Regions from separate parts of the Homo sapiens genome. Here region 2 is linked to region 1. The links are chromatin loops, found by intact Hi-C in ENCODE. Cell type or tissue: chondrocyte. All regions are shown on one strand. Links, peaks and the distances in the headings refer to the core of each region. The heading gives the core; the rest is flanking DNA.

Region 1 (5,381 bases), core at 269-5,268:
TCTTGCACTCCCAAGCTCAGGTGATCCACCCGCCTTGGCCTCCCAAAGTGCTTGGATTACAGGCATGAGCCACCGCACCTGGCCAATGGGGGAGATACTTGATGTTGAGGCACTCATCCATGATGCTAGATTCAAGTTCTGGAAAATATACCTGGAGTTTTCTGAACTGGCACCTGAAGCTTCAATATAAAGATGGACCAGAATGAATGCGGTGGAGATGCCAAAACCTCCTTGGAAGCGCATTGTGGAATGGGTCAGAACGCCTGGGTAGGTGAAGAAGTTCAAATGACTTTGCTCTGTAAGACTTTGCAAGCCTACCAGCTGTGGTACTGATATGCTAGGAGTCTTCCATTTGGAGTTGGAGCCAGTGGAGACAGGGCAATAAATGGAATTTGATCCTAAGTCTTTCTTACAGTTATTATTCAGGATGCAAGTGAGTTAGAAATCCTTAGCTTCCAGTAGAAAGTTCACATTGGTTCTCTGAACTGTGGTATAAAGACCACTGTGGTACAAAAGACTGAGTCGAAACTCATGAAACTGCCCTGTGCCATGCTGGTTGAGGTAGCCAATCAGACACAACACTGCCACTCTCAAAGATTTAAAGGATTCAGAGGTGAGGGGCTCCATCATTGCTGCTTTGAACAGTATGCACCCTGCAACACCAGAGGGTTTGTAGAGGGTGACAGTGGATACCATAAGCTAACAAGGTACTGCTCTAGTAGCAGCTGCTGGGCTTGGTGTGGTGTGTTACTGCAGCAGGACTAAACAGTTTCTGGTGCTTGGAATGCATATTTTAAGTTGGAAAATGCATTATTTTTCACCACATAAGTGGAGGAGGATCCAAATCATTTCACCTTTGTAAAGCAGAAAAGCAGTAACCATACACTCCCATGTCTTAGGGCTGTGTTAATTCTCCCGCACTCTGTTGTAATATTGCTTGTAGAGATCACAACCATCTTGCTGTTATCAGACCTTCATGCTGTCTACTCTATTGATGACATCTCACTGACAAATTGTCTATTGTAAGCTGAATGTATGCTGGAAATGGTGTATTAGGAATTGAGCTCAAGAAGATCCAGAAATGATACCAGCAAACAGGTAGCCTAGACTCACTCCCATGTTATTCTGACACCTCTCTCTTGACACACACCTGCGGCTTGCTGGGATATTTCCTGTGATTAGTTGACAACTGAGGAAAGGACCCAGGCCTGGTTCACAATGGACTGGCATGATGTTGGTGCTAGCTGAAAATGCACTATTGTTCTATTATAGCACCATTAAAGGACAATGATGAAATAGAATACTTTGGCTGGGCAGAGTTTTAAACACCTGGTCATGAGCTTGGTGTGGTGGGAGATGTTGCCTGCTAAGATGCAGGCATATGCACACATACACACACCCGTGCACACACTTCTGGGCAGTGGCAAATGGTTTGGGTGGAATAATGAAAGGATCACGAATGGAAAATCAGGGACAAGTTGCTAGTGGAAACAAGTGTGTAGATGAACCTATGACCATGAGCCTAGAGCATGTGGATCATTTATCTTAGGTAAATGCCTGCCAGAGAGCACCTCCTGTGAAGGAGGATTTGAACACCCAGGGGAAAGATGATTTCCCTTCTAATCTCAGCTGGGCTCTGTCCCTGGCCCCCTAAGTGCTCCTTGCTGCAGCCTTAAGGTGATCGGCAGTGCGGTTATGTGATAGTTTTCAAAACCATAAAAACAGTATTTCTTTTTATTGTATTAGTTTCTTTCTGGTCCAACCACTCTTTAACCATATTTAGTCTGTTGGTGTGGTGCTATGATGTCATTTTTAAATTAAAAGAAAACTAACCATACATTTTCTTAGTTAAGATCATACAGAGAGGAAATAAACCGTTAGGATCTGTCAAATTAATTACAATACATCCTTGCTATGGAATCTATGTTAAAAAGAGAGAGAGAGAGAAGAAAAAACGGGCTAGGTGCAGTGGTTCATGCCTGTAATCCCAGCACTTTCGGAAGCCAAGGTGGGTGGATTGCCACAGCTCAGGAGTTTGAGACTAGCCTGGGCAACATTGTGAAGCCCTGTCTCTACTAAAAATACAAAAAATTAGCGGGGTATGGTGGCACACACTTGAAATCCCAGCTGTCTGAGAGTCTGAGGCATGAGAATTTGCTTGAGCTCCTTGAGCCTGGAAGGCAGAGGTTGCAGTGAGCCGAGATCATGCCGCCGCACTGCAGCCTGGGCGATAGAATGAGACTCAGTCAAAAAAAAAAAAAAAAAAAAAAGCCTGCATGATTTTTTGTTTCTTTCTTGAAACTTCTCTACTTAAAAATTTAAAAATACATTTGAATAATAAAAAAATAATTTTTAATGGGAGAGAAATTATTTTGAATGTAAAATGAGTGTGATGGGGAGGAAAATTGTGGGTTTATGCATTAGATTGTTCAGATTCTGTGTATTTACTGTCTTTGGGAGCTGAAGTTAGTTTATTTTTTTTTTTACTTTACTTTCTTCCTGTGTAAAATGAAAATAATGACACCTATTATACACAATTACTTTAAGATTAAATGAGATAGTCCCTTTGGTGCACCTGATATATATAATCAAGATGAAATATTTTGAATGCATAGATTGGCAAGCAGGCTGCACTGTGGATTTATTGCTAGACAAATACAACTTGTGTCAATTTGAAGAAGTCACCAATAAAAATGAAAAATGCCAAACCAAATATTTCTTTGCTCCTTGTTGGAAAGTCACATAAAGAGACAAGATAATAAAACTTAAACTCAGGGACACGTTTTAAGTCCATGATTTGCCTGAAATTGTAGTTGTTAGTTGTGTTTTGCTTTCCTTCTTGTATGAAAGCACCTTTCTCTAAGTCCCTAGTGATATTTGTGCCAAACAAAATAATTGGCTCATTAGGCTGCTGTAGTATTGCCTCTCACTCGGCACCCATATCCTTCTAGTAAGCTGGAAAGAAGAAACAGAGCTCTCTATTCAGAGACCACACAGCTTGCTATCTTTTTTTGCACATCTCGAAGTCAAAGAGGACACAAAAGGATGTTTTTCTGAGCCAATTGGCAGCGCACTCTTATTCTGAACTGCTGGGGCTGGAAGTCTTTCAATGCATGGTAATACTGCCACCATGTGGTCAAACTGAGAAAACCTCGCCCAAATCCTTCAGTCGAAGAGGATTTTCCTTAACATTAATGGGACAGAAGCATTGCGCTTCTTCGACTGGGATTGTTTCACGATAGTCACAAACTATCGTGATTGTTTAGGTAAACGGTTGTCTCACATAAAGGGGCTGAGTGTACTTGATTGGGTGCTAACTGCTAATCCTCCCATTAGCGTGACTGTAACTTTAAATCATTGGTACTTTGAAGTTTCTGTTCTAGGAAATAAGGATGAGAATCTCCATGCTTCCCTATTTCATAAGGTAAGGGAGATACAGTAATATATGCATCGCAACTCTAGATGTAATGGTGTCATAAAATTTCGGGGAGAAAAGTGGGATTTGCTAACCAAAGTGCTGCTATTTGAATGCTGCCACTTTTTAGGGGTATGATCTGAAACAAGTTTTTTCATTTCCTTGGTCCATAGTTTATTGTTCTGAAGAAATGCTGTGAATATTACCTTTTTTTTTTTCTTTTGAGATGGAGTCTCGCTCTGTCGCCAAGCAGGAGTGCAGTGGTGCGATCTCGGCTCCCTGCAACCTCCACCTCCTGGGTTCAAGCCATTCTCCTGCCTCAGCCTCCCGAACAGCTGGGACTACAGGCACACGCCACCACGCCCAGCTAATTTTTGTATTTTTAGTAGAGACGGGGTTTCACCATGTTGGCCAGGATGGTCTCGATCTCTTGACCTTGTGATCCGCCCACCTCGGCCTCCCAACCATTTTTAACTAAGATATTATGTTGATTGTTTGCTGAAAAATTGCTTTTTTAAAATGTAAAATGCTACACCAATATTAGTTTGCATGATTATTATTTGAATACAGACTTAAGAATCTTTATGGCGAAAATTATGCTTGGCTGAATTAGAAGATCTGTGTCCTGGTTCCCACTTGCTCACTAGTATTTTAGGTAAAATTGGACAAGTCAGATATGAAGACATCCATTATTCCCTCTCTCATATATGGATAATGAGCTCATATTTTGTGTATCCTATGGTGAATGTTATTGACATGAACCTTTTGGGGAGATATTTTGAAGACTCTATGCGTGTCAAGCATGTTACATGTTTAGATCTTATTCTTATTTCATTCCAATAACAAGTAATTCTTTCCTCCTATTAACTGGTAATAGGGTCATTCATGGATCACAGATTTGCTTCAAAGTAAATAAATAATCCCTATAAATTCATGCCTCATTTATTATAAATTATAATGCAACCAGGAGCTAGAATCACCCATACCCCTAAAGCATACACAATTGAATATCTTCAGCTGGAGAATACAGTGTTAGCTTCTTTGTGGCAGGTGGCAATTTAAATAGATGCTCTACCTGCTGATCCTGTTGATTTTATGTGCCCTATTAAAATGCATTTTCTGAATGACTTAGTTTAACATAGCGAATAATTTACAAGAAAAATTTTCCATCTCTCTCCCCAATGTTTGAAATAAGAGCATGTTCTGCTTTTTCCCATAGCCCATTTCTCCATTAAAAGAATGTTCCACATCAGAAATATAATTCCTCTCACACTGGCATTTACAGAGGTCTCATTACATTGAACAGAACATTCTTGAGTATGGCTTGATGAACAGCTGATCCACCTCCATACACCTCACACACAGATCTTGCCAGGTGGAGAAGCAGCACAGGAAAGGGAAAACCTGTGTCCTCCTGGGTACCAGAGAACAGCTTGGCTTTAAGCTTATGGAAAAATGGAGAATACTCTCTCTCACACACACACACACATACACACACACACACACACACACACACACACACACAATATTTCTGGGAGAATATACAAAGACTTAAGAGAGATTAGCTATGAAGAATGAAGATAGGAATGAATAGTTTGGGGAGGATTGGGGAAACCTTGATTTACATTTTTCAGTGTTAATGGTGTTTTTCTTACTATAAATGCGTGAATACATATCACTTCTATGCAAAAAATGATACTCTTTAGGTATTTAAAAGAATGATATCTGCATAGGCCATGTAAGCATTCCAAGATATTTTCAATAAAAAAGGAAGTTACAGAATATGTATAGTCATATATATGTGTACATATACACATATATAATGTATGCCTATGTATACATATATCACTATATATCTAACTTCCTTTCTATTATTTATATATAATGTATGTATATATTTAGAAAGCTTTTTGTTGTTGTTGTTGAGATGGAGTCTCACTCTGTCACCAGGCTGGAATGCAGTGGC
Region 2 (5,381 bases), core at 238-5,237, 960 kb before region 1:
CTGGAACTCAGATCGCCACTCAGAAAGTTCTTTGCATAGGAGGCGAGGTTCGGCACGCTGACCACGCGGCTGGGCACGTCCTCCACCTTCTTTTTCTGTTTGTATTAATGGACAGGTTAGTGCAATGCAATGCAAAAAACAAAATAAAGCATTATTGTAAAAGCAAATAATGCTCACCCAATCAAAATTGTATCGGAGAAGAAGCAACAATTTCATTTATACACTTACATGCTATTTTTTAAAGCACTTTTCCCTCCAATCTTCATTTTGTATTATAAATAAATATGTATGTTCACAACCTCTTAACCAAAACTTCTGGAGATGGATGTGTTTTGCAACTCAATTTTGTTTAAGATTTTAGAAGGTCATGTAACACCCCCAGCAGGGGATGGGCCCACCCTAGCCTCAAATGCATTTATTTAAATTTCTGGAGTGAAACTTGTATTTTGTCACAATGAGGGATACATAAAAACTACACGAGATGACATTAGTTAAGTCACAAGTGTATTGTCCTGTGAACTATTTTTAAAAATACTATTTTTGTTTTTAAGATGTAGCCTTGCTCTGTCACCCAAGCTGGAGTACGGTGGTGCGATCTCAGCTCACTGCAACCTCCGCCTCCTGGGTTCAAGTGATTCTCCTACCTCGGCCTCCTGAGTAGCTGGGATTACAGGCATCTGCCACCAAGCCCAGCTAATTTTTGTATTTTTAATAGAGTTGGAGTTTCACCACGTTGGCCAGGCTGGTCTTGAAATCCTGACCTCAAGTGATCCACCCACCTCGGCCTCCCAAAGTGCTGGGATTACAGGTGTGAGCCATTGCACCCAGCCAAAAATACTATTTTTTAAGAGCCTTTAGGATTTTGTGATAGTAGATAATTGAATGTGAATATGCTCATTGTGAAAAATTCCAAAAATATGTACAGAAATAGTTAAGAAGTGGAAGATTCTTACTCTTCTCCCTCCCATCACCTAGATAGAGCTATTCTTAATACTGACACACATTTATTCTAGAAAATTTGGAAAATACAAAATCCCATAAAAAATAAAAATCACACATAATCCGCCCAGCCATAGATATAAACAAGTGGGTTTTTTTTTTCCAATGAATATTTTTCTGAGCGTACACCAGCCCTTAAATAACCTGTGGTTACCTTTAAGAAAAACGAAACCAATGGAATTGTATAATGCATTAAAACCATTAGAACCAATTTACCTTCATGGAAGGGGTCAAATATCCCGGGTGAGGATTGAAAGAGAAAGACCGATTCCGGTGGGACATGGCACTGGGGAATGCTGCGTAGTGAAATCTTCTCTCTTCCTAGAAAACCAATACAACTGAGTCTAAATGAGCCTAACCACACAGCACTGGGTTTGACTTGAAGGAAGATGGCTGTGAGGGCAGAATAGAGAAGGAAAGTCCAGGGGAGGAAGGGGAAGTCAGTGGGAATAAAGCTGCCAGGCACTGAAGCTTTTGAGGAAGCACCTTTGCTTTTTTTATGTCCCCAGCCCCTCTTGTAAAGAAAAGGGCAAGCTGATGCCTTAGGAAATTGAAAATTCAACTGTTCTTAGCATGTGAAGGTAACCTAATGCAGAAAGTTAGTAATTAAGGCAAAGAAAGAAAACCCCCAGGTATGCAAAGGATTTTGCCGCCTTTCTTCCTCTGTCTTGTTTGACATTTGTGTTGCCTAACATATACAAACATAGGGAGAGTAATGAAATCCATCCCCACTTTACCTATAATAACTATATGGCCGATCTTGTTTGTGTGTATCATTTTCCACTTTTTTCTCTCCTGCTGTATTATTACTAAATTCCAGTTATTACATAATTTTTCTCTGTAAAAACATCAGTATGTATTTCTTAGAAATAAGGATTACTTTAAAAAAAAAAAAACCCATGATACCTTTGTTCACACGTAGCAAATGAGCAATAATTCCATATCAATGTCACCTAATTTTCAAAGCACAGAGAGATACAGAAGTGAGGCAGGTGAGCAGGAGCAGAAATGACCAGCAGGCCTTGGTTGGATACTGAATCAGAGGGAGCTGGGTTCTTTCCAAGGGGCTTAGGGAGTGGCTTTGCTAAGTAGAAAACAGGTGGTCATTTTTACAAAAAGAAGATCAACAATAAAAACACTAATTCTACTACAATTCAAACCTAAGCCATTATAGATTTTCTCAAATTCTGTAAGTTAAAAAACCAATATTAACATGGGGCAAATGCTGTTGGACTTGGGAGTAAAGTGATTTTTTTTTGCCTCCTATTTTCCTGTATTAATTTTTTAGTGAGTATGTCTTCTTTAATAATAGAAAAGAAAGGAGTTTTTCTTTGAGACAGTCTTGCTCTGTCGCCCAGACTGGAGTGCAGTGGCGCTATGCTGGCTCACTGCAACCTCTGTCTCTCGGGTTCAAGTGATTCTCCTGCCTCAGCCTTCCTAGAAGCTGGAATTACAGATGCCCACAACCACACCCAGCTAATTTTTGTATTTTTAGTAGAGACAGGGTTTCAACATGGCTAGGCTGGTCCCGAACTCCTGACCTCAAGTGATCCACCCGCCTCCGCCTCCCAAAGTGCTGGGATTACAGGCTTGAGCCACCGCGCACGGCAAGAAAGGATTCTTTGTAAGATATTAGGGCACCTAGAGAAATGCTGGGTGCAAGTGAACGCCCCTCCCGGGGGAGCCCGCAGTGCCCGGCCAGGTGCGTGGGTGAGGCGCCCCCTGACAGCCTCACCGTGAGCTGCTTGATGATGTCCTCTCTCTCCTTCAGGCGGGTCTGCAGGCGGCCAATGAGCTGAAGGTCCTCGGGCCTGGACGCTCCCTTCCCTGGCTTCTCTCCGGAATCTTTCAGTCTGTTCCAAGCAGGCATGCAGTCAAGTCCCCCTTACAGCAATTACTCAACAAAGAGGGAGAACAAGTGCACACGATGGGAATGCCATCCTGTGTTCAGCCCGGCCAGGGAGGCCCAGATAGCAGCAGCGGCTTGCCCAGGGCCCCCTGGGGAGATGGCTTGCCGAACCCAGGATTCCAGCTCTGTCAGGTCCCCTGAGGCTGCAGGGCCAGGAAGCAAAGGCCCCTGTGTGCACATAGATGCTGCACTCAGCGGGGCTTCAAGAGCCAGGGATGCTGCTGGGAGAACAGACCAGGGCAGGAAAATGTCCCGTAGGTTCTCTTAATGCTCTGGCGCCATCTGCTGGCGGACATAGAGCGCGGCCAGTGGCCGGTACCTATGGCCTTTTTTTTCTTTTTTGGAGACGGAGTCTCCCTCTGTCGCCCAGGCTGCAGTGCAATGGCGCGGTCTCGGCTCTCTGCAACCTCCGCCTCCCTGGTTCAAGCGATTCTTGTGCCTCACAGCCTCCTGAGCAGCTGGTACTACAGGCGCGCGCCACCGTGCCAGGGAAATTTTTGTATTTTTAGAGGAGACGGGGTTTCACTATGTTGGCCAGGCTGGTCTGGAATTCCTGACCTCGTGATCCGCCCTCCTGGGCCTCCCAAAGTGCTGGGATTACAGGCGTGGGCCACCGCGCCCGGCCCCCACTGCTTTTTCAGCGTGAAGCCAGAGAAGAGTAACTGGGTGGTGAGGAGAGGAGGGCTGGGGGTGCAGATAATCTACTGACTGGAGTTGATAAGAGCCCAGGGCTTTGGGTGAGATGACCCGGCTCTAATACTGGCTCTTCTTTTTTCTAGATATGTGACCTTGGGCATCATTTCACCTGTGTGTGGGCCCCAGTTCCCTCTCCTTTAAAATGGGCATGAAACTGGGTGGTTGTGAGAATTCAATGTGATAATGGGAGCCTGGCATATAGTAAGTGCCCGTTAGACTGTAACTGGTAAAACCTTTCCTGCTGGCTTTTGGATGATTTGCTTTGTATTGGAGACTGGAGAAGTTTTTAAGAGCTCAGGCTAAAGGTCAGACAGGTGACATTTAAACTGAATTAATGCTGCCTGACCTTGGGCAAGTGGCTTCACCTGTTTGGACCTGGCTTGCTGCCATCACATCCTAAATGGTCTTGCTAGTCACCCCCTCCCCCTGTTTCTTCTCAGCAGTCAGAAGTGACCCTGTGAAAAGGCAAGTCAGGCCATGTCACTCCTGCCCAGTGCCTTGTGAAGGCTTCCCAGGGCACTCTGAACACATCCAAACTCCTTCCCATCAGGGCAGGAGTCCCTTCACCCAGCTCCTCTCCTCCCACTCACCCTCCCTCTCACTGATGCCTCAGGAGTGCCCTCACCTCCTTGTACTTAAACATCACCTCCTCACAGAGGCCTTGTTTTGCCCACCCTTGCCACTCCCAATCCTGTCTTCCAGCACTTTCACCGCCTGGTATGATGTTAACTGTTTGCTTTTTTTTTTTTTTTTTTTTTTTTTTTTTGAGACAGGGTCTATTTTTTTTGTTTTGTTTTGTTTTGTTTTGAGACAGAGTTTCTCTCTCTGTAGCCCAGGCTGGAGTGCAGGGGTGCAATCACAGATCACTGCAACCTCAACCTCCTGAGCTCAGACGATCCTCCCGCCTCAGCCTTCCAAGTAGCTGGGACTATAGGCACACACCACCATGCCCAGCAATTTTTTTTTTGTATTTTTTGTAGAGACGGAGTTTCACAATGTTGCCCAGGCTGGTCTCGAACTCCTGGGCTCAAGCAGTCCACCCTGGGCTCAAGCCTCAGCCATGCAAAGTGCTAGGATTACAGGCATGAGCCACCAAGCACAGCCTGTTTGCTTATTTCTTATCCGAATTCTCAGCAGAATTTGTGAGCCTATGAGAGCATTGTCTTTGTTTTGTTCCCTGCTATAACTCCAGAGCCTAAAGCAGTGCTGGGCATACAATGGGTCCTTAACAATTATTTGTTGAATGAATAAATGCAATATGTTTGCATGAGGGACCAGTGGGAATAACAATTCTAATTGAGCAGCCCTGATCCTTCTGATTTCTTCGAAGTGTGAGGGTTAAACCAATGCTCATCCTCACAAATTCCCACTGCCCTGCAGAAAAGGGGAACATAGCCTCATAAAATGAAGGGAGACTGATGAGCCCCTGGCTAGTTCCCCCCACCACACCCCGCCTCCTGCCCTGAACTTGCTCTGTTGCTGAAGCTGGAGTGCAGGGTCCTGATCTCCGTTCACTGAAAGCTCTGCCTCCTGGGCTCAAGTGATCCTCCTGCCTCAGCCTCCAGAGTAGCTGGGATTACAGGCGTGTGCCACCACACCTGTAATTTTGTATTTTCAGTAGAGATGGGGTTTCGCCATGTTGGCCAGGCTGGTCTCCATCTCCTGAGCTCAAGTGATCCACCTGCCTCAGCCTCCCAAAGTGCTGGATTCCAGGCATGAGCCACCGTGCCTGGCCAGAACCCAGGACTTTCAATTTGAAAACCAGGAAATCCCAGGG

The links. Hi-C counts contacts between places; a loop is a spot of excess contacts. Peaks named below come from ENCODE experiments on the same cell type or tissue, not always from the same donor. Only the 100,000 strongest peaks of a DNase experiment are listed, where the experiment ranks them.
Region 2: it touches region 1 in a loop (6-fold over the local background); 19 of 110 quality-filtered maps call a loop at or near these places.

What each region holds. Positions count from the first base shown.
Region 1 is chr4:18,590,607-18,595,987 of GRCh38, forward strand. The region is part of intron 1 of LOC105374510 (a long non-coding RNA gene); the gene reads left to right. Among named protein-coding and RNA genes, the nearest start is that of LCORL, 570 kb to the left of the region's middle. In chondrocyte, for the core only: CTCF peaks have their summits at 3,132 (motif pointing left) and 3,346; no DNase peak of the experiment used is centred there.
Region 2 is chr4:17,633,794-17,639,174 of GRCh38, forward strand. MED28 (mediator complex subunit 28) reads left to right here. Exons shown (of 4, transcript NM_025205.5): 4 at 1-312. It overlaps FAM184B (family with sequence similarity 184 member B), which reads right to left. Exons shown (of 18, transcript NM_015688.2): 15 at 2,735-2,852; 16 at 1,216-1,320; 17 at 1-95. Among named protein-coding and RNA genes, the nearest start is that of MED28, 22 kb to the left of the region's middle. RefSeq lists a silencer at 2,995-3,084. In chondrocyte, for the core only: CTCF peaks have their summits at 3,201 (motif pointing left) and 3,417; no DNase peak of the experiment used is centred there.